3 separate regions of the Homo sapiens genome follow, and regions 2 and 3 are each linked to region 1. A link is a loop called in an ENCODE intact Hi-C map of the cell type or tissue named here. Cell type or tissue: IMR-90. All regions are shown on one strand. Each heading gives the region's core, and the rest is flanking DNA. Links, peaks and the distances in the headings are about the cores only. Region 1 has its middle 42 kb from the start of TIMM21. Region 2 overlaps NETO1 (neuropilin and tolloid like 1). Region 3 has its middle 150 kb from the start of MIR548AV.

What was found. Hi-C counts contacts between places; a loop is a spot of excess contacts. Peaks named below come from ENCODE experiments on the same cell type or tissue, not always from the same donor. Only the 100,000 strongest peaks of a DNase experiment are listed, where the experiment ranks them.
Region 2: a loop joins it to region 1, with 10 times the contacts of the local background. A loop is called at or near these places in 3 of 110 quality-filtered maps.
Region 3: a loop joins it to region 1, with 10 times the contacts of the local background. A loop is called at or near these places in 2 of 110 quality-filtered maps.

What each region holds. Positions count from the first base shown.
Region 1 is chr18:74,185,057-74,196,105 of GRCh38, forward strand. No RefSeq gene overlaps it. Among named protein-coding and RNA genes, the nearest start is that of TIMM21, 42 kb to the left of the region's middle. In IMR-90, for the core only: no CTCF peak of the experiment used is centred there; a DNase peak (open chromatin) is centred at 5,225; H3K27ac peaks cover 1,684 bases.
Region 2 is chr18:72,756,287-72,767,335 of GRCh38, forward strand. All of the region lies in intron 7 of NETO1 (neuropilin and tolloid like 1), which reads right to left. Among named protein-coding and RNA genes, the nearest start is that of MIR548AV, 92 kb to the right of the region's middle. In IMR-90, for the core only: a CTCF peak has its summit at 6,441 (motif pointing right); a DNase peak (open chromatin) is centred at 6,465.
Region 3 is chr18:72,695,450-72,706,498 of GRCh38, forward strand. No RefSeq gene overlaps it. Among named protein-coding and RNA genes, the nearest start is that of MIR548AV, 150 kb to the right of the region's middle. In IMR-90, for the core only: a CTCF peak has its summit at 6,058 (motif pointing right); no DNase peak of the experiment used is centred there.

The DNA of each region.
Region 1 (11,049 bases), core at 1,566-9,565:
GACAGTAAATGTAGGTAATCTGGAATGTGTGAGGTTTGGCCTCGGGCACCTAGTGAAGCAGCGTCATTGTCTGGGGTAAATACCAGAAGTTCATTGTCTCACACCAAGGGAATCAAGGATGTGGACACACAAAAAGTGAGTTTAAAGAGCAGAGGTTTAATAGGTGAAAGAAAGAAAAGAGAAGAGCTCTGTCTCTTGCAGAGAGAGAGGGGCTCCTAAGTGGGACTTCTGGTCTGCAGCAAAGTGCACGGGGGTTTTATAGGCTGATAGACTGTCTTGAAGAGGCGGTGTCTGATTTACAAAGGGCCCAAAAATTGGTTGGACCAGGTGTGCTATTTATGTAGTGTGCAAAGAAGCTGGCCACCCCACCTTAATTTTTATTATGCAGATGTGTTCTCTATCTGGCTGGCACCATGTTGTCTGTTCCTTATTGTACACGTGGTTGACAAAGAAAAGGGAAGATAGAGCCTTCGTGTTGAATATACCTGCCCCCCAGGTAGACTTTTCCTATTGGCATAGCTGCCGGCATTCACCTGGGCAGGATTCCAGCTTGCTTATCTATGTCTGCAGCTCGATTTTAGAGGCTGCTCTTTGGTAGAAAAGAAATGATTTGGGGGCTGCTTTTCATTAAAAAGAAAACCTTACCAAGGACACGTCTACACTCACTACCTGCCTAAATCATTTCTTTTTAACTCCTATATCACTAGGGCTGCTTTGAAATACTGGAAGGATCATGAGCTCATCCTGGGACTGAGAGGGAAACTGAAATGGCAGGAAATATGAAAAAGTTTGGAAACTTTGAGTGAGGCTTGGGCAAGACTGTGTTTCCACAGCAGATTGATGTCTGGGTTCTGATTAAATACTTCTAAAATCCCCTAAGATTCTTCCAGGCAGCCAAATGGTGATTCCACTGATTCTACCATTCTACTAGAATGGTGATTGTAACTGATTCTACAGCAATAACCAACATATGTTGAACATTTAATACGGGTCAGCTGTTATGCTGACTTGCTTTTTATGCATCATCTCACAATATTTTTTAAAACAGGTGATGTCAGCACCATTATCACTTTACTTTACAGATGGAAAAATCAAGGCACCCAGTAGGAAAGCAGCCCATGCAAGGTCCTGGAGCAGTGATTTTAGAACACAGCCCAGGCTGTGGCTGTACCATGGGGGCCAGAACCCATCCTCGTCACTTTCACAATGGATACAAATGTTACCAAAGCCAAGGTGCTGACCATGCTGTTGAGATCTGCTGCATCTCTGCTGGACTTTTGTCCAGTTACTCCATCAATGTTTGAGAGAGGAATTTTATATATATATATATTTTTTTTTATTATACTTTAAGTTCTAGGGTACATGGGCACAACGTGCAGGTTTGTTACATATGTATACGTGTGCCATGTTGGTGTGCTGCACTCATTAACTCGTCATTTACATTAGGTATATCTCCTAATGCTAAAACCTCAAATCATGACGGTGGTAGTGTCTACCTCTTTCTTTAATTCTGTCATTTTTGCCTCATGGATTTTGAAGCTCTGTTATGGAGCACTTATACATTTATGATTGCTATGTCTTCCTGCTGAACTGATCCTTTCCTCATGAAGTGTCCTTATTTGTCTCTCATGATCAATTTTGTTTTGAAATGGACTTTATCTTACATTAATGAAAGATTCTCCCTGAAAGCTTGAAGGGATGAGTGATTCCTCCCTTCTCAGGCCCAGTCCCAAGGTGCAAGGCCCACTTGCGTCAGCAGCGTGTGTCAGCAAGATAGAAGCAGGAAGAGAGCCAGCAGGAAGACACCTCCCCTGGCCAGGAGACACCTCCCCTGAAGATCGAGAAAGAGGCTGTCCAGATACTATGTAGCAGTCATGTCAGACTGGGACACTTGCTGTTTACAGAGGACTATAAACCCCCCTGTCCCATCCTCAGTTGGGGCTGACACCATTTTGGGCCTTAGCCCACCTGCACTCAGGTGCTCATTAAAACAGCATGTTGCTCCACACTCCCTCGTGTTGTCTGTTGGCGCGCTCTCAGGGTTCAAACCGATACAAGAACCTTTCAGTTAATACATCACTCCAGCCTTCCTATTTGCCTCCTCTGTTTTTAATTCCTGTGTTTCCCCTTTCCTGCCTCTTTTGGCTTATTTTGATTGTTTTAGAGAATTTACTCAAGGCTGTTAACGGTGAGTCATGAAACAGATGCACTGATTCTCTACAGGTGGGAGCTGCAATTGGCACAAGCTCCAAGGTGGAGAATCTCATTATATATTAAGGGTGTCAAAACTTTTAACAACATGCTTGTCATTTATCCCAGCTGTGCCACCTCTGCACATTTATGTTTTTACAAGAAATCAGGCCAGGTGAGGTGGCTCATATCTGTAACCCCAACACTTTGGGAGGCCAAGGCGGGAGGATCCCTTGAGCCCAGGAGTTAGAGGCTACAGTGAGCCATGATCTCACCATTGCACTCCAACCAGGGTGACAGAGTGAGACATCATTTCTTAAGTAAATAAGTCAATAGATAAATAAATCATTGGTGGCCCTCCCCACCCAGGCCCCAGACTTACTTTACTTCTGCCAGAGTTGACAACAGTGTTCTTCCCACATCCTCACCTCCCGGCCTCCCTTCCTCTCTCCTCCTTGCCACTTTGTCTCTTTCCCACTGTTCCTCATCTTACTGTCTTATTGATGTAAAATTCACATTATACATTTTAAATTAATCTTAACCCTAAGAATTCCACACATTTTTTAAAAAGTTTTAGAATAAGTGATACATTCTTTGTCTTCAAACTATTTCATTATGAAATCTTAAGGCATACAAAAATAAAATCATAAACACCCATGTGCCCATCATCTAGCTTAAATAAAATTATTCCTGAGTCCCTGCTCTTCTTGACCCACTCTATTTAGGTGTTTGTTTTTGTTTGTTTGTTTTTGACAGGGTCTCACTCTGTCACTCAGGCTGGAGTATGGTGGCTCAATCACAGCTTGCTGCAGCCTCGACCTCCTGGCTCAAACAATCCTCCTGTCTCCATCTCCCAAGTAGCTGGGACTACTGATGCACCACCAAACTTGGCTAATTTTTTTTAAAAAACTTTTTGTAGAGATGGGGTCTCACTCTGTTGCCTAGGCTGATTTTCAACTACTGGCCTTAAGCTATCCTCCTGCCTTGGCCTCCCAAATTGCTGGAATTACACGCATGAGCCACTGTGCCCGGCCCCATTCAGTTTTCTTTCCTTACCATTCCTGTCCCCATACTGCTCTTTTTAAGGTCACCAGCACCCTCTGTGTAGTGAAATCCAGTTATCACGTATCTGCCAATGTTATACTTGATCTACTAGTGGTGACAGAGGCTGGTGACAACTTCTTGAGATGCCATCTGCTCTTGGCCTCCAGGGTGCTACTCTCACGGCCCTCTTCTACCTCTCTGCTGTCCTTCATCACTCTGGCCGCTATATTCTCTTCTCTCTGAACTTTAAAGGCTGGAAAACCTCATGCCTTGGCCCAAAGCCCTTTCTCTTCTTTGTCTACACTGTCTCCTTAGTTGATCTGTTTTGGTCCCATGTCTTTTAATAACATCAATATATGATTTACCTTCAGCACTGAGACTGTCTTTAGCAGCAGATTATATGACATCTCTGCTTGGATATCTAATGGGCATCTTCAATTTTTGTACATGTAAAGCAAAACATTGAATTTCTCTCACTCAGAAAATTCCCTCCTCCAGCCTTCCCCACCTTGATAAGTGGTACCACCATCCTCCCTGTTTCCACTTCAGATCTAACATTTCCACAAGTTTTACCAGCTATACCTTCCAAATATCTTCCCTTCTCATTATCTCTGTTACAGGAAAGGGGTCCCAATCCAGACCCCAAGAGAGGGTTCTTGGATCTCGCTCAAGAAATAATTCAGGGCGAGTCCGTAGTGAAAAGTGAAAGCAAGTTTATTAAGAAAGTAAAGGAGTGAAAGAATGGCTACTCCATAGAGCAGCCCCGAGGGCTGCTGGTTGCCCATTTTTATGGTTATTTCCTGATGATATGCTAAACAAGGGGTGGATTATTCATGCCTCCCCCTTTTAGACCATATAGGGTAACTTCCTGATGTTGCCATGGCATTTGTAAACTGTCACGGTGCTGGTGAGAGTGTAGCAGTGAGGTCAACCGGAGGTCACTCTTGTTGCCATTTTGGTTTTGGTGGATTTTAGCCAGCTTCTTTACTGCAAGTTGTTTTATCAGCAAGGTCTTTATGACTTGTATTTTGTGCTGACCAGGATCCTGTCTCATCCTGTGACTTAGAATGCCCTAACCATCTGGGAATGCAGCCCAATAGGTTTCAGCCTCATTTTACCCAGCTCCTATTCAAGATGGAGTTGCTCTGGTTCACATGCCTCTGACATCTCCACTGTGACCTCTCTGGGCCAAACCACCAACACCCTTTGCCTGCAGCAAGAGGGCACCTCTGGTCCTGCCTGCCTGGTCTTGCCTCTCTATCTGTTCTCCACACGGCATTGGAAGGGATGCTTTTAAAGTGTAAATTAGACCATCATTCCCCGATTTAAAACCATGAAATCAGACAGAAGCTACTGAAGAAATCACAATCCGCCTGCCCCTCTGCTGCACCTCCGGCAAAGATTTAAAATTCTTGGACAGACTCCCCTGGGTAATGACTCAGAGGAACAGTGAAGCATCCTAATTACCAGCCCAGCTACTTGTCCAAGAGCCTCCTTTGCAAATTCACAGTTTGCCTCCTTATCTTCTGTGAGGAGTCCCTAATTGGTTCTTGTTAGGTAAAAATTAAGTTGCAATTCTGGTTTGTGATGCAGCCTCTGGCAAGTCAAGCATTTTGTTTCATGTTCTACTGAATTCTCTGCAATATGTTATTTTCTACGATTCAACCTACTTCTGAGTATGCAACAAAACAGTATTTCCTACAAAGCAAGAGTTACCTTTAAGGGTTACTCTCAGGTTCTAACAGTCATTATTTGTTGAGCTTAAGGAGTTGAAAAATTTTAGTATGGTTAGAATTGAATCTATAAACTTTAAGCATTTTCCAGTGGTTCCCAAAATATAAACAACTTGCTTATTTTCCTTTTGAGTATGTTATTACCCTGCTCAGAAATATGCTGTGGTATCAAATTTCCTCTCAAAGTCAATTTGCAACACTTAAACTCATACTTCTAACATTCTCTAATGCCTTCTCCCCTACATAATTGTGTATTTCCCATAACACTCTGTCTCGGAGACAGCTACGATCCAGCCAGCACATTCATGCGCCATCTCTCACCGTGCAGTAGACTGCTGCCTTCTCCACCCCAGAATACCAGGCCTCCAGCCAGACTGATCACCCTCTTTGTATTTTAAACATAAAACTCATTCCAACTTTCAAATCTATGTTTCAAAAAGTGCCTTCCCTGGATGATCTCTCCTCTCAGGACTCTTCTGATTGCTCCAGCAACCATTTTAGCAGGTATACCTGCAAAAATGCTTTGTCTCTGTGTCTCTGTCTGTGTCTCTGTCACACACACACGCACACACACGCACACATGCACACACACACATCTCTAATATCTAAGACAAACACACATGTTCTACTCCAAAGAGTGAATTGTAAGTCAACCAAAACTGGGGTCATGGTGGGGGTGGATATAATGCTTCTATTTCCAAGATCATAGAATTATTGATGTGGAAATAATTACGAAGTCATCATTCTATGCTGTTTAACTCATCATGATAACAGAAGAAGGAGCAACATAAATACCAACCAGAGCTTTTCCAATAATTTAGACTCTCAATCTGCAACCACAGGGCCCTATGAGATGTGCTATTAATGCCTCCCTCTGTCCGAGGAGGAAGCTGAGATTCAGAGAACTGGTGGAGCGGCTGTTACAGGTCACTCAGCAAGTAGTCCAGGTTTGCTGATCCTCCCCATCCATGCTCTTCCTTACCCTCGATGGATGGCTCTTTTTCTTTTTTTTTTTTTTGAGATTGCGTCTCGCACTGCTGCCCAGGCTGGAGTACAGTGGCACGATCTCGGCTAACTGCAACCTCCACCTCCCAGGTTCATGCGATTCTCCTGCCTCAGCCTCCTGAGTAGCTGGGATTACAGGCACACACCACCACACCCAGCTACTTTTTTGTATTTTTAGTAGAGATGAAGTTTCACTATGTTGGCCAGACTGGTCTCGAACTCCTGACCTGGTGATCTACCTGCCTTGGCCTCCCAAAGTGCTGGGATTACAGGCATGAGCCACCGCACCTGGCGATGGATGGCTCAATTTTAAAAACATGTAGTTGCAATTCTAACCATCAAAATCATGGAAAACATTTCACAATCAGAGAAGGCTAAGAGGCTAAACACCAACATCCTCAAAAAATGGTGAAAATAACTAATAATAAAAGCCATAAGGAAGTAAAGCTCTTTCTAGCGATGCCATAGACTAAAATTTCCTTCCTTCATTCCACAAACTTTGAGTTCCTACTTCGCACCAGGCTTTGGGTTAAGCCCAGGGGATAGAAAGACGAGAAAGAGTCAGTCTCTATGATGGAGGAAACGGCACATTACAGTGGGGGCAACATTTGAGCACCTGGCAGTTAACACCGAGTGTGAAACATTCCCCAGGGCGGGCAGGGGAGTAAACACAGACAGGGTGCCGACAGCCAAGCTGCATGTCCAAGGGGCCAGAGCAATGTGGGTGGCAGGAAGGGGACATTTCAGGTGGGAGGTGCGGCCTGTCCAAAGGCCGATGGAAGGGAGCTGGAGCCAGGCACGCAGTGCAGCGGCACAGGCTGCAGGGCGTGTGGCCGCCCCCATGTACGCTCAGGCGCCATACCTGGATGCACCATGCCTCTTAGGTGCCACCTTGTCGTTATGACAATTTTTAACATTATTATTATCATTTTGTTAACCCCAAAGATGGCATTTTAAAATATTTATAACAGTTTTCTGGCAGATAGCAGTAAAAGGTGTTGTTTTAACAAAAAATTAATGTATTATGACAACTTTCTGATGATAGAAATAAAGCATATTATTCTACAAGGACTGATATACAATATATACATATAGAGAGAGAGAGAAAAGTTCTGCTTCAAGTCACAAAACATAACTTTGGCAAATCAAAAGATTTGATCAGCAAAATATTTTAATGATAATCAAAATGTTTTATTGATATAATAAGATCTAAAATAGCCCAGGTTTCTAAACAAGAGCTGCAATTCTAGCTGATGTACTGATCAGCAAACATTTTAAAACATAAAAAGGAACCCCCGGCCGGGCACTGTAGCTCACGCCTGTAATCCCAGCACTTTGGGAGGCTGAGGCAGGCGGATCACCTGAGGTCAGGAGCTCGAGACCAGCCTGGCCAACATATAGTGAAACCCCATCTCCACTAAAAAATACAAAAATTAGCTGGGCATGGTGGCACACACCTGTAATCCCAGCTACTTCGGAAGCTGAAGCAGGAGAATCGCTTGAACCTGGGAGGCAGAGGTTGCAGCGAGCCAAGATCGTGCCACTGCACTCCAGCCTGGGCAACAGAGCAAGACTCTGTCTCTCAAAAATAAAAATAAATAACTAAAAAGGAACTCCTATTGCTATTAGATCACTTGATAAAGTTAATGTTTGCCATTGTATTCCTTATGGGTATTTACCAGAATGGTATTGCTGAGATGACAATTTAAGCCTTCTATTTCTTTCACTGTGACATTTATTATTACTGTGCAATAATATATTTGTTTGCCATGATAACCCACAATGTAAGAATTGCATATAAATAAGTTTGATATATTACATAATAATGCATAAATGTAGCAATTGTTTATAGTTATATAATTTTCATCAGAATGATAGACGTTGCTAAAATTTAGATGCTTCTTGCCTATTTTTATGTCACTATTTCTAAGACAAAATACTTCTTAGATGTCAGAAAATAAAACTTAGAATCAGCAAATTAAAAAAACTGAAATCTATGAGAGAAGAAAATGAGGGAAAAATGTATTATTGAACAAATTCTTGGAGGTAAATAAAATGTCAGAAAAAGGGAACAGACTTAAAGCTCCTACGTTTCCGTGGAATGTCGCAGTCACCACACCAGGGACACACAGTGTTGAGTTTACTACCATCTACCTCCTTGTCAGCTGCAATTTCACAAGTTGCATGAAATACTGGAAAAGGTGCTATTATCATAGACTTCAAAGCATACAGACTACTATTATTTTGACTTTTAACAGGCACATAAAATAAATCGAAGGCTTTATTTTCTTTAGCTTTTTACAAGAAAAAACCATTAACACATGGGGATAGCAAAAGCAAAGCAACAGCTGTTCATTCAATGCATATTCTATATTCACATCAGGCATAGTATTCTATGCCAAATTAGTATGTAATAAATATGAAAAAAGCAGAGGGTAGTATTTTAAAAGCTGTTTTTCAGCAACATCAAATCTCCTACTGCCTTGGCCGGCATGTAAAGAATATAGGAGAATCTAGGACAAGGATTCTCCAACTGAGCACAGCAAACAGCATTAGTGCGCAGAGGTTACTCCAAGAGGCACAGAGACAAGGAAGGTCACACTCACTACTGTCCCCTCCACCAACCCCCCTCCATCACCCCCCTCCATCATCCCCCCTCCACCACCCCTCTTCCATCACCCCCACTCTGCCACCCCCCCCACCACCCCCACCCTCCCTCCATCACCCCCACTCATCCATCCCCCTCCACCATCCCCCCCTCCACGTGGATGGCTTCCATCAGCAGTTTCTCTCCTTCTTCAGGAGGCATTCCATGCAAAGGCAAGCACGAAGGCTTCCTTTCTCCTTCTTGACTGTACCCGCTCCTTGCCCCTTGCTTTTAACTTTGGATTGTTATTGGAGATTGCTCCATGGAAGCCATCCCATTCCCGTCACCAGCTGCCTCATGGTGCTTTGTCTGAACACATATCCTGTCCCTATCAGAGGTCTTTGCCAGCCTTCTGCTGTTCGAACGAAGTTGGATTGGTTGTTTCAGCTTTGATTTCTCTGCAAACGGCGAGGCTGCCCACTGTGCCAAGGCTCTGTTCCCAATGCCACCTACCAGCAGCTGCTTCCTCCAGGCCCTGGCCCTCTTGCTCCACTGGCTACTACCTAATCCTTAGTGTGGCCTGAGGAGTCCTGGAGAGGAGGAGGCAGCACCACTGTCCTCTGTTCTGCCACCTTAGCACTGAAAATCCCGGGGGGAGTTTAAAGATAACATGTCCTCCCCTGCCTCTTCATCATAGTTGAAAACCTCTCACCTAAAGTCAGAATCATTTTGAGGAAAAAAAGAAATATTATAGTAAGAAGAAATAATAATGTTCTTCACATTCCTTAATGAATTTTTTCATTGTAGATGGGCAAAGACTTGGAAAATCTCTTCTTTCAAAAAGATTTGGAAGTGGCATAGAAATATTAACATCTGAGGAGTGGCTGGGACTGCTAAGGGAGATGGTAGAATGAGAAGAGGAGAAGATCAGAAAGGAAAGGAATCAAGGTGTCCACAGGGCTGAGAAACTCACTACAGGCTCTTGGGAAGGATCTGTTTCCTTGCTCATTTGGGTTACAGGCAAATTCAGTTCCTCAAGATTGTAGGACTGAGGTCACTGCTTTCTCACTGGTTGTCATCTGGGGCCATTCCCAACTTCTAGAGGCTGCCACACTCCTGGGCTCTTGGTCTCCTTCCTCCATCTTCAAAGCCAACAGCAGTGGGATGAGTCTTTCACACTGAGAATCCCTCCTCCTCCTTTCATCTCATCTGCCTGACCCAGCCAGGAACGACTATGTGCTTCTAAGGATTCACAATGATGATGAGATAAGGTATGAACTTTGCCAAGAATCAGGTTCTTGAGTAAGCAACAGCAGCATCTGTTTCAAAATCCAGCTCCCCCAGCTACAGAGGCTGGGCTCTGACCCACACAGAAGCACTGCTCTCTCTCTCTCTCTTTTTCCCCCAACAGGGTCTTGCTCTGTCGCCTGGGTTGGAGTACAGTGGTGCCATCTCGACTCACTGATGCCTTGGCCTCCCAGGCTCAAGCCATCCTCCCACCTCAGCCTCCCAAGTAGCTGGACTACAAGTACGTGCCACCACGCCCAGCTATTTTTTTTTTTTTTTTTTTTTTTTTGTAGAGACGGGGTCTCACTCTGTTGCCCAGACTGGTCTTAAACTCCTGGTATCAAGTAATCCTCCCACTCCGGCTTCCCAAAGTCCTGGGATCACAGATGTGAGCAACAATGCCCGGCCAATGTTGCTCTCTTAACAAGCTCATTTTGGGCAAAGAGGAAACAGTGCCATGCCAGACCACAGTGGAGACTGGGGCAAAGGAAAAACCAGTATCTCTGATCGTGTCTTTACTGCAAGTGTTGACATTTTGTTAATCCTGGATATTCTGCATGGATTTTGATTTTAAAAAATATTTCTTTAAAGTATTATTTATCCAGGCCAGGTGCAGTGGCTCATGCCTGTAATCCCAGCATTTTGGGAGGCCAAAGCAGGTGGATCATTTGAAGTCAGGGGTTCGAGACTAGCCTGGCCAACATGGTGAAATCCTGTCTCTGCTAAGAATACAAAAATTAACCAGGTGGTGGTGTGCGCCTGTCATCCCAGCTACTTGGGAGGCTGAGTCAGGAGAATTGTTTGAGCTCGGGAGACAGGGGTTGCAGTGAGCCAAGATTGCGTCACTGCACTCCAGCCTGGGCAACAGAGCGAGACTCTGTCTCTCTCTCTCTCTCTCTCTCTCTCTCTCTCTCTCTGTATATATATATATATATATATATATATATATATATATATATGTGTGTGTGTGTGTGTGTGTGTGTGTGTGTGTGTGTGTATAATTTATCTTGATGACTGAGTTTTTGTCACTTCCTTTAAATTGGGTGCCCAAAGTGAGTCCTCCTCTTGCCTCCCCGAGTGCCAGAGCCCTGAGAGAAAATAAACCATTGCTGAGGAATCCAGGTATACAACTTTCCCAAATCCAGATTTATATGCTGCTTAGAATAGCAAAATCATTCCACCATACCAAAAATGGGCAATGGA
Region 2 (11,049 bases), core at 1,738-9,737, 1.4 Mb before region 1:
AGAAACGGTGCCGTAGTGGTAATTATTTCTTGTGTTACTAAGAGTGCTGGCATTCCTCTAGAGAGGCTCAGCTTGTAAAAATGCCATAGGGTATTTTCCATCATTAAAATGAAGAACATTATCCACATTTTTTTAAGTAGGCATATTTATTTAGCAAACCTGAAGCATCTACCATGGGCATAAATTATACTTTATACAGAAAGAATGTATAAATTTAGTTTTACTGTGCAAAAACACCTAATAGAAATTTTTAAATAATTTTGAAAAACATATACTTACCAAGTACTAATGAATAACATACACTAAAGCAAACCCTGTAACATTACTTAAGAATACGAAAAAACAAAATGCCATGGAAATTCAGAATCATGAAAAAATTAATCCTGAACAACATAAAAAATATATTATGCTTATTACATTTAATATATATGGTGATAAAATTAGCTTACTACGCATGTATTTCATACATTCTAGTGATTTGATGTACAATGATCATTATCTCCAGATTACAATGCACATTGAGGGGACTGAGAGGTAAAATATGAACTTCAAGAAGGTATAAAATATGGCTAAATAATGATGAGAAAACATGAGTTTAATATAGCAATGTAAAATGTTAGATATGATTTCAATATAAGGAAAAATACATTTCTTTCATTATTGGAGTGACAGAATATTTTAAGTGATCAGTCTTTATAGTAATATTGCATTGTGGATGGTTGCTTACAGAAAGTGCTTTTAAAGCTAACTTTTGTTTTTACCTTTGTATTCACTCCATGTATCAGATAAAATGCAATTCTAGTGTTTCTTTTTTTCAATAAAGGCTCTACAATCCTTTTAAGGACAGGCATTCTAGCAAAATCTATTGCACATGAAACATATGAATTTCCAATGATTGACAAATGAAGATATATTAATGATCAGTACTATTTAGACACTGCAGTCATGTTATAATGAGTTTATTTTTCACTTTCAAAACTGTATATTACATAAGTTTTAGAGTTAGCTTCTTTACTATATTTGCTACACTAACCACAACTGTCAAAACAATACTTTGCAATTTAATATACTTAAGGCAACTTACTGTATTTTAATACTCCGAGAGAAATCCTTTAAAAAAAAACACTCAAATTCTGAAAACCAAAAGTAAGGCAAAGAAATAGCTAATTCAAGCAATGTGATTCTTCCTGGTTCTTCATCCCCTACCTCCTCCCCCAACCCAAACAGTTCCCTCTCTGTTCATTTTGACTTTATGTTCCTGGTTAAAGAGTAAAAAGCATATAATAGTAATTTTGGAAAATGAAAATTAAGAGTAGAAAATATGTAGTAGTCATTTTGAAAAAAAAAGTATCACGCTTAACACTTTATTTTGCTAATGATTTGTTAAGTACTGTTCTGTATAAACCTTTCATAATGTAAAATTTAACAATCCAGTATATTATTGTAAAGACCTGCTCTTTAGTAAGCAACTAAATTTGAATTTCTGTAGCTGACTATAATGGCTTTTGCAGAATTGATAAGGTCTGTTAATTAGATAGTGAATGTTGTCAAAATTTGTATGCAGCATATAAAGGAGATTTTGGCAAAGTTTATATTAGAATGGTTGTAAAATGCTTTTGTAAAAATGCTTAAAATACTTATTACCTAACAAATTGTAGTATACGTTTTGAAAGTATAATTACCCATCAAGTAGGAAATACCTTTAAAAATTATATATTTACCGACCTTCTATGAGTTGGAAAAATTATTATAATTATTAAATAGGAAGGGGTAGTTTAAAATTTAAACATATAAATAAAAATAACATTGCATTCTGGTAATCGAGTGAAGTGCATTAGTATGTTGGTAAGAGCACTGAAATTTGAATTCCAAATAATCCAAATGGGATTGTGTCTGTTTCTGCTGCTTGGTAGTTGTGAAACTATCAATGTTCCAGGATCAGTTACTACATATTAGTGGTTTTACCAAGAATGCAATAAGTAATTCAGGAATGTCAATAAATCACATTTTAACATGCTTTTTCACATTAAATAATTATGCAAATATGCCAGTTAATTAGGAGTTAGCCTCCCTTTTGTTTGTGGTGCTTTTTTTTTCTTTGTGTGTGTGTGTGTGTGTGTGTGTGGAGGAGGGGGGTGGGGGTGTTTGTAATATCCTAGGTATTTCTCCATGTATTTTCTTCCTTACTTTTGCTAATAAAGAATTGCTGTGCAAATGAAAAATAAAAACAAGTAAGCAAATCCTGATATGGTTAAGAAGCAATGTAGAGGCTGGGCGTGGTGGCTCACGCCTGTAATCCCAGCACTTAGTGACTCTGAGGTGGGCGAATCACCTGAGGCCAGGAGCTCGAGACCAACCCGGCCAACATGGTGAAGCCCGTCCCTACTAAAAATATAAAAATTAGCTGAGCATGGTAGCACATGCCTGCAATTCCAGCTACTCGGGAGGCTCAGGCAGGAGAATCACCTGAACCTGGGAGGTGGAGGTTGCAGTGAGCCGAGATTGCGCCACTGTACTCCAGCCTGGGTCTGGGTGACAGAGAAAGACCCTATCTCAAAACAAACAAACAAAAACAAACAAACAAAAAAGTAGCAATGTATAAAATTGTACATACCTTTGGCAAAAATAAATTTTGTTTTATAGACACCCAAAGTATAATATTATATTGGGTTCCGAATTTCCTCGTTATTGTCTGAATCTCTCTCTCAGAAATGCATATATGCAATGATGCACTAAAGACTCTCATTTCTCTCCTGGTTAAGAACTACAATGGCACCAATAGACCAAATCAAGCCTACATTCTCATTGCTCTTTCGACGACTTGCGTGCACTCGGTGCACCAATGTGTGTAGCCCATTGCTCCTAGCACACTCCTGACCTATCCGGCACCGTGTCCACACACCACTCCCTCCTTCTACCTGCCCCAGATACCCCTTCTCCACTCTGCCATCCAAATCACATCGGAACCCTATAATCTATAAACCTGTCTTAAACAGTCTTACAATATTATTCCAATCTATCAGAAAACTTAGCTGTTCCTTAAGTCCTATTTCACATGTAATTTTTAAAGTTTTAAGAGTATATTTTATCATCTTTTTTGTATATATTTGAGGCTTGTGACTATGCTTTTTTAAAAATTAATGTTTATGTTTAATCGCTCATAATGGCTTAAGCTTACTAGGCTTGTAGTAAATATTCAACAGATATTTTAACTGATTAATATTACTTAGCAAAAGGTTAACTCTGACTGGGTTGCATACCTTAGTATTCCAGAGAGCAGAAGACTCTGACAAATGTGTTTATTGGTTGAGAACTAACCTTCAAGGCCATGGTCTTCCAATCAAGGCCACGGTCTCCAACGCAGCATGTAGTGGCTATGGGCAGCATGTATTCTCAGAAACTAAACTCAGCATCCTGTCTTTGCTTCTTTCACTATTTCTGACAAAGCACATATTCCTCGACCAATTTACATAAGACTTATTCTACTTACGAGATTCAATATTCATCATTTAAGCTATTGTCCCTTATAAACCAGCTGCTTTATTTCCTAGTGATTTCAAGGAAAGTCAAAATTTATTTGTAATAAAGTGGCAGCCAAAGAAGTAACAATCCAAATGCCAAGTACCTCACACAGTTTCCAGGGTCACAAGAGGGGACACGCAACTTTATACTTGTTTCTATCAGAATAGCAAATAGAGCTTCCCATTGACGTTAAAACACTAAGAACATAGATGGAACGATTTGCTATTGCTTTTTGTCACTGAACTACTTGAAATTGTATTTAGACACGAGACCCTCCAACTAACTTGATTTCACTTTATTGGGTTTATTGACATCACCATTTTATCATCCAGATCTAACGACCCAAAGAAGATGGAAATTGATTTCTATTAATGAAGCAAAATATTCTAGTCAGCCAAAATAATGTCCTGTGTATAAGCATATCATTGCTCTTGATTTAAAGCACTCACCTAGAAAGTAGACACTACAACACTTCAAAATGAACCTTTCTTCACTGTTTCCTCCTCCCACATACACCAATACATATGCATTTGTGCAAAGCATTCATTTGTGGCTGTGCAATAGACTGTAGATTAAACACAGCTCAGAGAGTACTTCTCCACACACATCAGCCTGGGATTGAAGAGTCCTGCCAACAGGACAGAGAGCCCAGCTGTGATTTGGGCTGTCAGGAGCGATAATCCTTAAGGACAGATTGCTTCCTCGTGAGCAAAAGCAGGTTTATAAGAGTGTGTGGTGTGCAGTGATTAAGTCCCTTGCATCCTGGCCACCTGGTCTCTGACTCCCAGGGTTGCCTCTTTCACACTCTTTGCCCTTGAGCTGATTAACCTGTAAGTTGCTCAGTTACCACATCTGTAAAATGGGGATAAAGATAATACTTACCCAAGCGACTTAATAATGCACAGAATGCCGTATAGTGTCAGCAGCATGAATACAAACATTACAAGACAGAATTGTAAACCGTTTTAGGAGAGTACTGTGCAGAGACTGTGGAATCAATATGCCTGATTTTCCAACGTGAGTTACGTGATCTTGAGCAAATTCACTAACTTTTTCAGTTTCTGTTTATATCTATATAATGGGGATAATTATAACTATTACATAAAATTTAAGAATTAAATGTGATAGATCTTTAAAAACCATAACAGATACTGTCATATGGTGTATGACAAAAGAATGTTACCTGTTCTTGAACTACCACCACCGTTACCAAAACAAAAGCAAATGAAACAAAACAAAAAACTTAAAATGTTAAGATGTATGACATAAAATGTTAAGATGTATGATATAAAATGTTAAGATGTATGATATAAAATGTTAAGATGTATGATATAAACGTGACTTAACTGACATTAAATTTTCTAATTTGTAAAGTGAAGAAAATCATTCACAGATCCCTTGTTAAGACTACACGAGAATGCATATTTGAAAGTCGCGTCAAGGAGTTCTCTGAAGCTAAGACCTCCTAGTTATCTTTGTACCTTGGAGAATATGCCTTTGCTACAACCAAGTCTAATATGAAATACTATGTTTCAATTCTACAAGAAAAGCAGAAAACATAAATTATGCATATTAAATAAAATACAAATACGTATTGGAATGTGTTTGTACTACTTAATAGGAGGAAGGTTTAGCTGTGTAAGATATTTAGCTGTGATACTCTTTTTTTAACAGTTTAATGAGACCATCAAGATAACAGGTATTTTCTAACATCCAATTGTTAAGAGAGACATTCAGATCCCATCTTGGAAAAGCAAGCCAGGCCATATGTAGAACAGAATAGCTCTCAACCTTGGGCTGCAATCTAAAAGAAATGTTTTTGCAGACATGTAAATGATCCGATAGAATTGAGGCTTGGATAACAGGGACAGTATCAGCTTATAATTTTAGTAACAAAATCTTCACAGTAATTTAGTAGATACATCCTGATTTTGATGTTATCTATGGGTACCTTAACTCTAATTTAAAAATTCCAATAAAATAATCTTCAGTTAACATTTATTCAAATACTTTATAATAAATTCTTTGGAAACAAAATTTAGTACAATATTTTGCTGAGGAGAGGACCTTTAAGACTAAGAAATATGGTATGTTAGTTTTGGTGAGTCTCAGGGCCTTGCACCCACTGAAAGATTCAAAGAAGTCATGAGGTAAAATATGCCTGTTTAACTTTGTTTAATCCAAATATTTCCAATCTTACTTGTTTACCACTTAAAATTTTAAAAACTAAAACTTGGCAAAGTGTTCCATTGTGTCCAGAAATCATTATAGTGATGGAATTCTTAATTCTTAAAAGAACATAGAATAGGGTGGGAGATTATTAACATGTAAAGTTGGGTAAAAAATTAGAATACACTTTTTTTTTTTTTGAGGCTGATTTTCGCTCTTGTTGCCCAGGCTGGAGTGCAATGGCGCGATCTCCACTCACCGCGACCTCTGCCTCCTGGGTTCAAGTGATACTCCTGCCTCAGCCTCCAGAGTAGCTGGGATTACAGGCATGCACCACCACGCCCGGCTAAACTGAGAATACACTTTTTAATTTATGAAAACTCACATACCAATGCACTTATGTAAATTATTTCAGAAATGCAAAAGCCAAAATGTTGGCAGTGATGATTTCTAGGATTTACTGAAATTATATTTACCTTTTTTGGAGAAATTTTCCATATATACTTTTATGTATAAGTATATGTATATATACATTAAAAACACACAAAAAAGTTTTGTAATTAAAGGATAACTCATAAGTTTGCATGAAAAAATACGAAATGTTAATCAAAAAAGTTAATTTTCTCTTTCAGATTTTTAAATCAGGAAAATAGTTTTTACATAGCACCTTTGCTTTGCTCTATTGCTTCATTACTCTTGAATTCTGTTTTTAAACCCTCATCTATTCCCATTATTACCACAAGGTGGCGAACTTACATCAGACTTCAGTGAAGGAGCTTTTGACTCCCTCATGGGGATGATTAAAATAAACCATGAAAGCATGTGCAGTAACTCCTAAACCTATACATTACTAATTCTTTAAATAAGCAAATTATGTAGCAGGGGACGACAAATCTCTTACATATTTTAGTCATGTAGGAGAAGATAAAATAAAGCCACAACACTCAAAATAAAGGTAGATTTACATAATGTATTTAATAAAGAATCATAGAACACATTGTTTTTTAATGTGAAAGGTCTAGTTATAGATGTACCTCCGATTTTAGTGTTTATCTCATGTGGATTAACACTGTTTCAATTCTGTAACTTAAAGGTTTTTAATTTATAATAGCTACTTTAATGCAGAATCCACTACGCTTATTCTATTAGATTTCGTTTTTTTTTTTGAAATCCAGAAATCTGCTAAATAATATTCAAGAAATATTAAAACACATTGAAATAAAAACAGGCAGATTTGAGACACTGATGTTTCAACTATCCATGATTTATGGTTAATAAAACTATCATTGGTAATTTGTTCAACGTCAAATAAGTCATCATATTACATCACGAAAAATTGGAAAACGAAGTGATCCTTGATCATATTCTCCTAAAGACTCATTACACCACTGGAACACATGTTCCCTGGACTTAGGGTCTGGCTCTCTTCACCTCCCCTCCCCAGTCCACTCATCTTGTTCTCTTCAGACATTCTTGCTTCTTGCTTTCCTCAAATTATTTTAACTTCTTTAATTTTGAGCTTCGTCTAAAACACCCAGCTCTGTGCTGGCCTGTGTGGGCACAGCCACAGGCTGTCTCACACACAGAGTCACACAAACTCATACACCACACACACACTCACAAACACACACACCATTCACACACACACTCACACATTCAAACACAGTCATACACACACCACACAGCCACAGTCACACCTCTAGGTCTCCTACTTCTGCTCTTTATTAATTCTTCATCATTCCCTGATCTTTAATTTGAATGGAAATGCTCACAAACACGTATGGAAAAGCAGCTGGGGGAGGAAACAGCTTGGAGTATGTATTAGTCCGTTGTCAGGCTGCTGTGAAGAAATACCCAAGACTAGCTAATTTATAAAGAAAAGAGGTTTAATTGACTCACAGTTCCACATGACTAGGGAGACCTCAGGAAACTTACAGTGTCTTCATGTTGGAAGGCAAAACAGGCACTTCTTACATGGTGGCAGGAGAGAGAAGTGACAATCAGCGAAGGGGGAAACCCCTTATAAAACCATCAGTTCTCATGAGAACTCACTATCATGAGAACAGCATGGGAGGAAACTGTCTCTATGATTCAATTATTTCCACCTGGTCCAGCCCTTGACACGTGGGGATTGTTAAAATTCAAGGTGAAATTTGGGTGGCGACACAGAGCCAAACCATATCAGAGTACATTTACATCTTCTTGCTTTATTTCTTGGGTTCAACTTTTATCAGCCTTGAATATTTACTAAAGCTTACTTTTTTAAATTAAAACTTCTAACCCTTGGGATGGTCTAGAATCTATTACTCTGTTTGGTGAGGGATGGAAGCAAAGCTTAACACTTACATGAATATGTAAATATGACACATATCAACATTCTATAGTTAGGTCATGAATTCACATTGAAGAGCAAAATCTAGCATACTTACTTTTATTTATTACTAATGTTTATCAGTTCAGGTAACTAAGGTGATTTTCCCCCTGCCTTCTCAGGCCGCTATGCTAGTGTCTTACAGACCCCTGTAGCTGAGCCCCCTGAGGCTGTCACAGGTCCCTTATTTCCTCTGTCCTCTCTCTCGGCAATTTTCATCAGACACAGAGCCCCCACTAACGAGGGGGCTTACATCCCCAGCTCTGACTACTGTGTGAGATCCAGACTTACCCTGAATATTGAAATTCCTACTTAACGTCTCCATTTGGAACTGTAATTACCATCGCAAACAGAATATGGCTGATGGGCCTAAGCAAAATGATTATCACCCTCTTCCTCTTATCCACATTTTCCTTTTTAATTCTCACCTCCCACACCTTCCTGGCATTAACAAAGGGCACAACCATCCCCTCAGGTGTTCAGGCGAAAGGCTCAAGACCATCCTTGGGTCCTTTCTTCCCCGGATACCGTTGAGCCAGTGGCCATCTCTTGCATGGCTCTATCTCAATACAAAGCTCTTGTTGAGGTCTCCACTGCTGTGAATGAGCCAGGCCACCATTCACTGACAGCAATCTTACATGGAGTTCAGGGACACAGAAACCATGGGGACCTTGGCCATCTGAAAGTATAAATCAGGCCACATTTCACTTTGTTGAAGACACCCCAAAACACTTTCCAATAATGTTAGGTTAATTTCCAAACTCCTTGTACCCCTTAGTACACAGCAAGTGATTTATATTCTCACAGCCTCTGCTCACCCTAAACATTTATAGAATTCTTCCTAACCTCAGATGTCACCCACCATAACCACCAGGTCATCCTGCCCTCATCCTTCCCACCACATCACCCATGTTGGTTTTCCCACAATACATACTAGGGCTTGGGCTGATCCCTTTGAGTTAACTTATCTGTGCCTTGTTGCTTCCTCTTAAAAAGTCTGGCAACCAGATGTACCACTTTGTAGATGCTTCATAAATACTTGGTGACAGACTATATATCACAATAAAAATTCTTTTTTTTTTTAATTGGAGATGAAGTCTCACTCTGTTGTCCAGGCTGGAGTGAAGTGGCATGATCTCAGCTCACTGCAACTTCTGCTGCCCAGGTTCAAGCAATTCTCGTGTCTCAGCCTCCCGAGTAGCTGGGATTACAGGCACCTGTCACTGTGCCTGGCTAATTTTTGTATTTTCCGTAGAGATGGGGTTTCATCATCTTGGCCAGGATGGTCTTGAACTTCTGGCCTCATGATCCACCCACCTTGGCCTCCCAAAGTGCTGAGGTTACAGGCGTGAGCCACAGTGCCAGGCCAGAATAAAAATTATTTAAGCAACACAATGAATATTAAATGCCATCTTCTCATTAATGTCTGACAATGATCTTAAATTTTTAAATAACAGCAAAACTTTAAAAAATAAACTTGAAAGAAAATAAAACATTAGAGATATCAATTATGAGTAATCAACTGAAGATGCAAATTTTTAAAAACTTCAAAAATGTCATTAAAAATACATAGCTTGGCTGGGCACAGTGGCTAACATCTGTAATATCAGCACTTCGGGAGGCCGAGGTGGGTGGGTCATTTGAGGTCAGGAGTTCAAGACCAGCTCGGTCAACATGGTGAGAACTCATCTCTACTAAAAATACAAAAAGTAGACTGGTGTGGTGGTGCATGTCTGTAATCCCTCTACTCAGGAGGCTGAGCGGGGAGAATCGTTTGAACCCAGGAGGTGGAGGTTGCAGTGAGTCGAGATTGTGCCACTGCCCTTCAGCCTGGGTGACAGAGTGAGACTCAGTCTCAGAAAAAAAAAAATATGTGTGTGTGTGTGTGTGTGTGTGTGTGTGTGTGTGTAGCTTGCTACTATCATTTTTAATTGTGGTACTCTACACAAACAAAAATATAAAAAATATATAAAATATATTTGGCCATCAGAACTTCCCACAAAACAATTTTTTTCCAAAACAAATGGAAAAATTTCCCTTGTCAGCACATTGAAACTTAAAATGGCCCATAGGCTATGTAATTAGAGGAAATGACATTTTATTTGAAAAATGGTGACCAGACTTGAGGCCAGAAATAGATTTGTGTATCTTTTTTTCATGTCCTTTATCACCTTCATAGTTGTTTTGAAAAATCAATATGTTTTCAAAACTCTGTTCCAATATGACTTTTACTTTGAAAATATCCAGTATTATCAAGATGTACATATATTAATCTGTTTTTATACAAGAAATTCTGTTCACAAATTTCAATTTGATCTCACACATATTTATGAGATTCCTCCCCAATCTTTGTGCAAAAATTACATATTCTTACTGTTCTGAGAGATATTACATTAAGAAACACATCTTCATTGGAAACTTACATTCCATATATAAAAAATCTTTCCTTGTATGTGGGGTGAATTTATCCGTTATTATCATAATGTATCCATTATTTTATCTTCCCTAGAAATTACTACATACTTTTATACTTCCATTATGTCTGCCTTGATTCAGCCCCACAATGATCTCTTCAATGTGTGTAGTTAGACATTACAATTACAATAAGGAGGGTATTAAATATCTTTGGCATCTGCATGCTGATTACTATTAGGCCCTGGACATGTGGGCCAGTGTTGGTTTTCATAATATGTACATGTCAGTAGCAGGTGGCTAGTTTAGACACATTATTCTTTTATAAAGGTGCAATACTTGCTCTCATTGAACATGCCAAGTCCCACAAAGGGGGCCTGCAGTAAATGAAGATTAGAGCCAAGCGTAAACACATCACCATGACCTCAAGCTTAAAAATCTGCTAGTTCAGAGGCTATCAATTAAAAATAATAATTTTCTGTTTCCATATAACAAACATATGCTGTGTATTTTCAGGGGCAGACATAAACCACAATGGTTGTAAAGCTAGAATCAGACACATTAATATGTATTAT
Region 3 (11,049 bases), core at 2,095-10,094, 1.5 Mb before region 1:
ACCTATGGCTGGGATCAGCTTTAAAAAGTCTTATCTGAGATTCCTTGGGGAACAGAATTCCATTGGAGCCAATCCAAAAGGCCTATGTAGAAATGATTATTCGTGCTGCACTTTATGCAAATTATCAGGCCAAGTATGAGACTATAGCATATTTTGCAAACCACTCAGTCCTATGATGATTTTTTTTTAACAAAAATAAGGATGGGAGAGAGAGGAATTATGTTCCAAACCTTATCATACATTTATCATTAAATTTTAAATGCATTAGTTGTTTTTAAGTTTTGCCTATATTTTAGACTAATTCTGCTTGTTCCTGTGAACGTAGCAGCAATCTCCAGCCGCGGCTCAGAAAGAACAAGAGGGATGGGTAATGTAAACATCTGGATCAAGGCCGGGTTTGGTGGCTCATGCCTGTAATCCCAGCACTTTGCAAGGCTAAGGTGGGTGGATCACGAGGTAAAGAGATCAAGACCATCCTGGCTAACACGGTGAAACCCCGTCTCTACTAAAAATACAAAAATTTAGCCAGGCATGGTGGCCAACACCTGTAGTCCCAGCTACCTGGGAGGCTGAGGCAGGAGAATGGCATGAACCCAGGAGGCAGAACTTGCAGTGAGCCAAGATTGCACCACTGCACTCCAGCCTGTGTGACAGAGCAAGACTCCGTCTCAAAAAAAAAAAAAAAAAAAAATCTGGATCAGTATTCTAGTTTTGAACAATTATCCTGCAAATCTTGCCAGGTGATGCCCATCACTCAGAGGTTTCCTTTTGGGAAAGTAAGATCAAGGGAGCTAACCAAAGCCAACTACCATGCACCCAAATCCGAGCAAGCGTAACTCTAGCCACCAGGTATCTGGGTGTGTCACACGGCATCCTTTTCTCTCCCTTGTTGGAGGAGGACTGAATGCCACAGTTTTACCTTAGCGTTTGACTTATGATAATGAGTCCAAGCAACCTTCCCAAGACAAATTTTTGTCCCAAACTCAATTCCAAGCTTTGGCTCAAAGTCCTACGAAGGAAAAGTGGATCTGAGGGATCCAGAGGCAAATGATAATGGAAGTTAAAAGGCGCAGTGCAGGTGAGCGTGGCTGATTCCTGCCAATTAAACCGAGCTTCTCGTTTCACGGATGAAGGCCACATTACTATCCATGGCATAAATGAGGTCTAGGGAATCCAAGACTACCGAGAGTAAGCAGGAAAGAGACATAGGTAAGAGTGAATAATTCCTGCTCTCTAGGCCTTCCTTGCTTCATGGGTGCAAACTGTTTTAACACCCATGGTGGCACCTGGCAAGGTTGCCGGGACTCAGAGATACAGGATGGAAGAGGGAAAGACCTCTCTCTATCACTCACATACCCCCGATATCTGCTAGGAAGAGAAAGGAAATGGGGACACCTGCTCTCCTCGTTCTAGATGGGTAGCCATTCATCTTCAGTCTGTACCACTTTCAAATGCATCCTGAACTCCTGGGACTCCTTTGAAAAAATGCTGTCTTTTTTCCTTTCTCCTCCCTCTACTCTCTTCGCTGATAGTTAATTGTGTCTCTGTACTATGGGAGACTCCCCTCAGATGCATCATCCAAACTGGGAAAAGTTAATGTCCCAAGCCTTAAACTGGTTGGTTTACAGTTAGGCTCAGGGGAAGGGAACCCAGAAGCCTAACATATTGGCAAAAGGGTAAAGTTTATTTAACCATTTGGGCTTTTGGCCTCCCTCTCTCTGTGCAAACTGGTAAAAGGCCTTGAAATTTTTGAGCTGTCCTAACCCCTGCCCTTTTTCATTTTGATACATGTTTTCTAATCACCCTGTTTGTCTCTTCTTGCCTGCAGGTAACCAAACTCCAAACAGCAATGGAACCAGAGCCTCTGAAGGTGGCCCCTTCTGCTGGCAACCCTTAGACAGGCCTCACAGGGAGCCCTGACTGCTGTTTCCCCAAACAGCATACCCCGTCAGTAGAAAGCACTTAGGATCGATTTTCGGGCCCACTTGGTGGCACGTGCCTGTAATCCCAGCACTTTGGGAGGGCAGGATGGGTGGATCACTTGAGGTCGGAAGTCTGAGACCAGCCTGACCAACATGGCAAAACCTCGTCTCTACTAAAAATACAAAAATTAGCCAGGCTAGCCAGGCATGGTGGCACATGCCTGTAATCCCAGCTACTTTGGAGACTGAGGTAGGAGAATCACTTGAACCCGGGAGGCAGAGATTGCACTGAGCTGAGATCGTGCTGCTACACTCCAGCCCGGGTGACAGAGCAAAACCCCGTCTCAAAAAAAATAAATAAATAAAGATAAATATAAATACATATCAGGCTTGTCTTCATCCTTATTCTAATGACACTTGGTTAGACTTCTTTAGAGGCGGGAATGACACTACCAGGTGGGGGAGGATCCAGGGAAAACTCCACCAGCCTGCACACAGGGGTGAAGCCTCAGCAAGTTTGCACTCTTTGCAGTGGGAGGAGCCTGCCTTTTCTCTTCCTGTGTGGAACTTACGACTCAGACTGCGAGGCAGGAAGTGCACTAGCAGAGACTCTGGCTTGCAGAGGGTCGTTTCTCCTTTCTTCCTTTTCTCCCAATAAAACCCTGCATTCCTCACCCTTCAAATGGTCTGCAAGCCTACATTTTCATGACCCTGTGACCAGGACCCCGTCTGTAGCTGAACTAAGGAAAAGTCCCGCAATCGCATGTGTTCAGGGTTAAGGCTAATTTGTTTATATGTAGATAACCAATTTTCCCAGCATGGTTTGTTGAAGAGAATTTTCACTTACTTCTCTGAGGTTTTGGCTTATGTCTTTAGTCTCACAGTTCACATCAATGATTCAAAATGTGTCAGAGTTTTTGAGAAAAAGATCAGCTGTATGACTGAAGTCTGTCAAATATCCAATTGTGCCACTGAATCCCTCTGCAAACACTGAAAGCTCAGCTTATTTCTCTAATACTGCCATAGCAGCCCTATAAGTTTCTCTGTCTTCTGGAATTTTATGCTTTTAAATACTCCCTGGTTGCACAGGTTTTCCAATTCTCACAGGTAGCATTGGCCTGATGTGAGCTACTTATCCTACCCAGAGGTACGAGTGTCCTCTTTGTGGAAAACATATTCAATAAATATTTTCACATTTCCGCAAAGTTGGGACTTACTGAGCAAAGAATACTAAAAACCTCAGCAAAAGAATGGCTTAGTAGAAAACATATCTTGTAAGTTAAAGATACTTCATTTCTCTGATAGACTTAAAGTCTTTCCCCTGAAGCCATTTGTTTATGTTCTAGGATGATAAAGGAAAAAAATAGAGATCTTTTTCTCTCCCCAGAAAGGATTTGTTTACATTTCAGAGCATGGTCTCCTTCTTGCTTTAACTCTTGCTCCTGTGACTCTGGAGGCAAGAAGGGGCAGATGGGCCAACTATCCTATAAAAGCTCCTAGAGTCATAATTTCAGGGTTCCTCTCTTGTGGCACAAATCCCATTGGAGACACAGGTGACATCTCGCTCTCATTGTCTCACAGACAACTGGGCCATGGAAAACTGACACAAGAGTCTCTGTGAGAAAATAAAAAATGTGTTCCCCAATACAAAGTTCTCATATTTTTTAATGTATATCTACATATCTATATATCCATCCATCCCAGCCTAATTATTTGACTTGCGAGTAACATCTCAGATCCTTCACATTTTGAACTTAACACTCATATCATTTAATAATCAAGCATTCTAGTATACTTGTCAGAGATGGAAATCAATTTTATTTAAATTAATTAAATTCTACATGGACTTCCTGGTATTTCAAATGCATAAGACCTCCTTTACCATTCTGTTTTTCACAAAATCTTAATCAGTATCATATTTTAAACATGCTGTTTGTAGGCTGGGCGCTGTGGCTCATGCCTGTAATCCCAGCACTTTGGGAGACCGAGGTGGGCGGATCACTTGAGGTCAGGAGTTTGAGACTAGCCAACATGGCGAAACTCCGTCTCTACTAAAAATACAAAAAAAAATAGCCGGGCGTGGTGGCGGGCACCTGTAATTCCAGCTACTCAGGGGGTTGAGGCAGGAAAATCGCTTGAACCCTGAAGGTAGAGGTTGCAGTGAGCCGAGATCGCTTCACTGCACTCCAGCCTGAGCAATAGAGCCAGACTCCATCTCAAAAAATAAAAATAAAAATAAAAATACATACTGTTTGTCAAGATGAATAAAAAGTTGATGCTTAACAGATATTTGAAAATGGCAAATCAATATATGGGTTCTCTATGATGGCTCCGTTTGGCCTCAAAAATTAATAAAAATGATGGATATGTGAAACTGCATAGGTGATAAAATTGTGCAGGACTTAATTCACAATGTAAATGAGAACACATATAACTGGAAAACTTTGAATATGATTAGTGAATTATATAAACGTTAACATCCTGATTGTGATATTATATATAGTTTTGTAAAATGTTACCATTTGGGAAGTCAAGCAAAATATAATAGAGATCTGTCTGTCTGTATTATTTCTTATAATTATATTTAACTCTATAATTATCTAAATTAAAATGTCTATTAAAAACTAGTGAAAGTGTTTTAGGAAGGCCAACGAGTGTAAGGAAATCACATGCTTTATCACCCCAAGATTACCACCTACACTCAGTATTTATGTAATTTTCATTTTAAAAATCCAGAAAATAAGCGGGGCATGGCGACTCACACCTGTAATCCCAGCACTTTGGGAGGCTGAGGTGGGTGGATAAACTGAGGTCAGGAGTTTGAGACCAGCCTGACCAACATGGTGAAACCCCAGTCTCTTAAAAATAGAAAATTAGCCAGGCATGGTGGCACATGCCTATAATCCCAGCTACTTGGGAGGCTGAGGCAGGAGGAGAATCGCTTGAACCCCGGGAAGTGGAGGTTGCAGTGAGCTGAGATCATGTCATTGCACTCCAGCATGGGCAACAAGAGTAAAACTCTCTCTCTCTCTCTCTCTCTCTCTCTATATATATATACACACATATATATATACACACATATATATACACACACATATACACATATATATACACACATATATACACACACATATATACACACATATATACACACACATATATATACACACATATATACACACATATATACACATATACACACATATACACACATATATACACATATATACACACATATATACACACATACATATACACATATATACACATATATACACACATATATACACATATATACACATATATATACACATATATATATACACACATATATATATACACACATATATATATACACACATATATACACACATATATATACACACATATATATATCCGGATATATATATATCTCTCCAGAAAATAGGATCAATTAGCATTGCTCCACATGTTTGTCCAAATGGTATTTTTTCTAGTTCTATGTATTACTGTTCAGAGTACAGGTGAATCAGGTTTCTTAGTGAGGTGACTGACAGCAAACAATACAGGCCGTATCTGCATCCCTGAATGTGTTATAATACCCTTGCATTTTGCATATCTGTACAACTGATACAATGTCCTGAGCACATATCCAGGCTCAGCTATGTGAAGAATTATTCCAAATTTATTTATATAAAGTAGGACTTGTTGCATTTATTTATATAAAGTAGGGCTTAGTTGTATTGGTGCAGCTGAGCTTACAGTAAATTTTATATGGTTCTCAAATATCACTTGGAATTATCCAACCACAGCTGTTCCAGTTGGTGGGGGAGCAAGACCTAGAAGTTATTTTCTGCAAACTACTCAGCTATCAACTGTTTATGCTAGCTGCACTTTTATTTTCTATTATTTAGATAAGCAACACTTGTATGATTCCTGTAAGTCATTTCTGTATTTAGTTTTTAAATTGCACTTAGCCTTCTCCTGACAATTGACCATATGCTGTTCACACATTTTTACTACCAAATCTTTGTAACTATGAAAATATACTCATCTCTGAAGTATATGATTTAGAATCTTAGAGCAATGAAAATGGAATTATGGTGTTGCCCTGAAACTGAAAATTCATAACAAGGCATGTTCTGTTCTCCCCACCAGATGTCACCCTCATACTTCCTTAAGAATCTAGAAACTTCATTAGGCAATAATTTTTTGGAATTTTCTGTAGCTGTTTAGTGATACATTTCACTCTCTCAGCTTTGTGTGTTTGTAGAAAATCCATTTCAAGTCATGTCATCATTAGAGGAATATTTTCTACTGTTAACACACGACTTTAAATAAAATTGGAGACTGATTCTAACCATTACAACCGCTGAAGGAGCTTTCTGTTATTACTGATGCTGACCCACAACTTAGAAAAGCAAAGTTCCACATGCTCAGATATTTGCAGTCTCTATTTCCACTTCATTTGAAAGGAAGAGGATAAATCCATCAGGGTTCTGGAAATGCATGCAAACCGCACTGTCCACTCCTGCATCAAGCCTCAGACTATCAGATCTTTGGATGTTGCTACACTCGGTAGAAGGCACCTGGCAGCCGCTGCGGGACTACAGATGTGAGCCTCCTCCTTTAACCGAGTCAGGTGTGCCTTGAGACCAGGTAGGAGATTGTTAGATGCTGTTTGTTTGTTTGTTTTTCATTTGTTTTCACTGAATGTTGCATGAGACTATTTTAAAAACGCTTTGAGATACTCTTTCTCAAAGAAAGATTATTCATAATCCACCCAAGTCTGCAAAATTCACAACCCACCCCTCCGCCATTTTATAAACTATGCAACATATTTGATAGTGGTCAAGTGAGAAAACCAAAATCAAACATCCAAAACTGGATATTCGAAATTGAGTCTGTATCACTCCAAAGTCAAACTATTTCCACTACAAAAATTGCCTACTCACAAACCCAAATGTATAACTGGTTGCCATATTTGAGTCATTTGTAGCATTAGTATTCATCACATATACATGGGTTCTGCATGAGAATCACTTAAAATAGTTTACTTTGAATTTAACAACACTTTTTTAAACTGCTACATTTATGAACCAATATAATTATGTTAACATTAATATAAGTAATATTGCTAATATTAATATAAGTAATATTATTAATATTAATATAAGTAATGTTAGTAAATACAAAAATAAAAAGGTCATATTTCATTTCACAGACCTAGTTTAAGCCCCATAAATTTATTTCAATTCTTAAACATTAAAAAATTATAGTTTGAGTTACCATATGTCTCTTCAAGTTAGATAAATAAAGTTTCTTTGAAAGTCTTCCTTAACTGCCAGTTCTGCTCATTGAAATGGCTTTATACACAGTGATGAAAAGGAATAAGAACCAGTGAAGCTTCCAGATAATGGATACTGAATGTTAATACATAAAAGCCAAATATGCAATTACTATTTATGAAACAAACAACCCCCTAATATATAATAATATTGAGGGTTATAATAATAATAATAATATTAGTCTGTTCTTGCAACATGATAAAGAAATACCTGAAGCTGGGTAATTTGTAAAGAAAAAAGGTTTATTGGCTTATGGTTGTGAGGGTTGTACAAGTGCAGCACCTGCATCTGTTTGGCTTCAGGTGCGGGCCTCAGGAAGCTTATAATCATGGTGGAAAGAGAAGCAAGAGCAGGTGCATCACATGGCAAGAGAGAGCAAGGGCAGTGGGGAGGTGCCGCGCACTTTTTAAACAACTGAATCTCAAATGAACTCAGAGTGGGAACTCACTTACAAGAGGAGGGCACTAAAACATTCATGAGGGATTAACCTCCTTGACTCAAATACCTCTGACCAGACCCCACCTCTAACACTGAGGATTACATTTCAACATGAGATGTGGAGAGAACAAACATCCAGACCATATCAGGTACTTATTTTAATGTTGATGGTTCCAAATTATATTCAATTTTCTTCAGCAAAGGAAATGATGTAAAATTGTTATGCTAAACAAATTGTGCAAATCTGATTTAAAGTATGAAACAACATGTTTTAAATTGTTAAATTCAATTGTAAACATTGAATGCATCATATATAGATGATATTTTCTTTGGTGCTGATATTTAAGTTACAAGAAATAATTTCAGAGATAGGTGAGAAAAATTCATAGTAGTAATAGTAATATCTTGGCTAAAAATGTATTATCTTCTGTTCATACTTCTCAATTTTTACTTCGGTCATGTATAACTTAATGAAATATTAGAGTGGGGGGATTTGTACAGGCAACATGAGTTATTATTCTACATGCAAACTGTTGTCAACTCAATTCCTTTGTGATGTGATCCCTGTAAACTCTTGTTACTATCTGAAAACCTATTACTTAGCAACAATACAATGCCAGGCTCTGAAGAGGTTTAACACTCCTTCTCTACTATTGGCTGTGAGAAGAATGACTTCATGATTTGTTTGAATTGGTCAATAAATAGGACATTGTTGCCTTATTAATTCTAATAAATTAATAGGAATACTACACCTTAAAGATTAAAAAATATAGAAAACTTCTGCTTATGGTTAACATGAAGTAGAAGTACTTTTCCCGTTTTCCTTCTGCTAAGCATGAACAAAACTCTGAACATTATGTACAAAGAAAACATAAAAAGACTCTGAAATGTAGTCAGAAGGAAAGAGACCAGGTAGTAAATATGAGACCCAAGGAAGGAATAAATAATAAGTTCTTGGTCTGCTTTGGCCTTATATATCCCAGACTTGAAACTGAAGAATTCTGTCAGCAACCTGGAAACATCAACGGACACAGTCAAAATAAGTCCCAACAAAAGCCTGCTTTCTCTGGCCAAAGCATCAGAAAAGGTGCAACATAGGAAAACAGAACATTTCAGACAATACGTTCTCTACTTCAGCAAACAGCACAGGAGCAAATGAGGCCCTATCCCCACCACCGCCATCAAAGGGAGTAGGGAGCTTAGATTTCCACCTTTGCTAGACTGTAGCAAGGAAGGTGTCACCCTGGCTGAGCAGTAACAAGACACCCCCACACTGCAGTGCCAGCGCAGACCATGTAGGGAGCCTGGACTTCATCTCCGTTCAGCAGCAATGAGACACCCCTGCTGGAGAAGGGGCTAGGACAGATTCAAGACATTCACTAGTAGCCAACTGCCTGAACTAGTCAAGCCCCCTCCCTCATTGTCAGAGCAGGTCAACTGGGGAGCAGTACAAGACCCCTACTCCTCCAAGCCCGGGCAGTGTTAGTTAAGGCCAACTGAGGAGCCAAATTCTCACCCCACCAACAGCAAGGAACAGCCCTTATCCCCTCCTTTCCTGTCAACATAGACTGAGTCGGGGACCTGGACCTCCAACCCCACCTGACACTAATAAGGTGCTGCCTCCTCCCCCAGTCTGACAAGTGTGAGAGGTAGCCCGCTGAATCAGAAAACTAAATATAATCCAAGGGGTCATATTATGTCCTGGTTTCAGCTGAAAGTCACTTGTCATGCCAAGAAGCAGGAAAAACAAAATTTTTCTCATTTAAGAAAAAGTGAACCAACAGACTGCAAACACCAAGAAGATACAGATACTAGAATTGTCTGATGAGGAGCTTAAAGTAGCCACAATAAAATGCTTCAACGTTACGAGCACACTTGAAACAAATAAAGAAGGTATTTATTTCTCAGGAAAGAAATAAAAGATACAAAAGAGAACCAATTGAAAATTGGAGGACCAAATTTAGAACTGTGAAATCAAACTAGAACACAAAACTCAATGGACGGGCTCCATTATAGATTGGAGAATCAAAAGAATCAGTAAACTTGAAGACAGAAGAATAAATATTACACAGCAGCTAAAAACGAGAGAAGTTGACCAAAAACAATTGCATAGAGCCACAAGGGCCTGTGTGATTATACCCCAAGATGTAAAATATGTATCATCTCCATCCTAAATGGAGAGAAGAAAGAAGGCAGGATTGAAAACATAGTTGGAAAATTAATGGCTAGTTCCCAAATTTGGCAAAAAGACATAAACCTACAGATTCAAGTAGCTGTGTAAACTAAAAACTGTATAAAACCAAGGAAATCTATAAGATACCTCATAGTCAAATTTATGAAAGCCTTGGATAGAGAAAAAAAAAATGAAAGCAGAGAACAATACCTCACCTTTCGGGAAAATAACAGTTCTAATGACGGGATTTCTCATCAAAAATCATGAGGTGAGAAGAGGAAGTGTCACAGAGTTTTTTTGTTTGTTTTTTGTTTGTTTGTTTGTGTTTCTTTTTTTTTTCTTTTTTAAGTGCTAAAGGAAAAGGACTATCAATCCTCCATTCTATGTTCAGCAAAAAGATCCCTCAGTAATGAAGGGAGAGTCAAGGCATTCTCAGATGGAGGAAATTTAGGATTATGTTTCTGGCACACCTACTCAAAGAAATGCTAAAGGAATTCCTCTAAACAGAAAGGAAGAGATAAAGGAAGGAGCTTGGAACATCATAAAGGAGGAAGAACACAATAAGGAAAAATGTGGGCAAATACAATAGTTTTTTCTTCTCCTTTTGAGTTTTATAAACTATGCTTGATGGTAGAAGAAAAATATAACACTGCTCTGGGTTTCAATGCAGGTAAATGAAAAATTTAAGACATATAAACAGAGAGGTAAGGTTACATAAAAGTGGTAAAGTTTCTACACTTCACTGAAGCTGGCAAAATGTTGGCACCAGTAAAATGTAATGTGAGGTCTATATAATCTTAAAGTAATCACTAAAAGAGACTACACAAGAGAACTACTAGATGGAAAATCAGGAGATCCACTGATTCCAGGAATCACAGAGATCCACTCAAAACTTTACAGATAAATAAAAATAATCTAAAACAAAACTTTAACCCACAGGGAGGCAAAGGAATGAAGAACAGAATACAAGAAATAAAAATAAAAAAATAGCAGACTTAAGCCCTAACATCAATAACTACATTATAGTTAAAGGGTCTAAAGACACCAATGAAAACTCAGAGATATGAAGAATGGACAAAAATAAAATAAAACTCAATCCAACTTTAAGCCACTTATAAAAGAAAGTCACTTCAAATGTAATGAATAGGTTGAAAATAAAAGGATGGAAAAGATCTAGCATGCAAACATT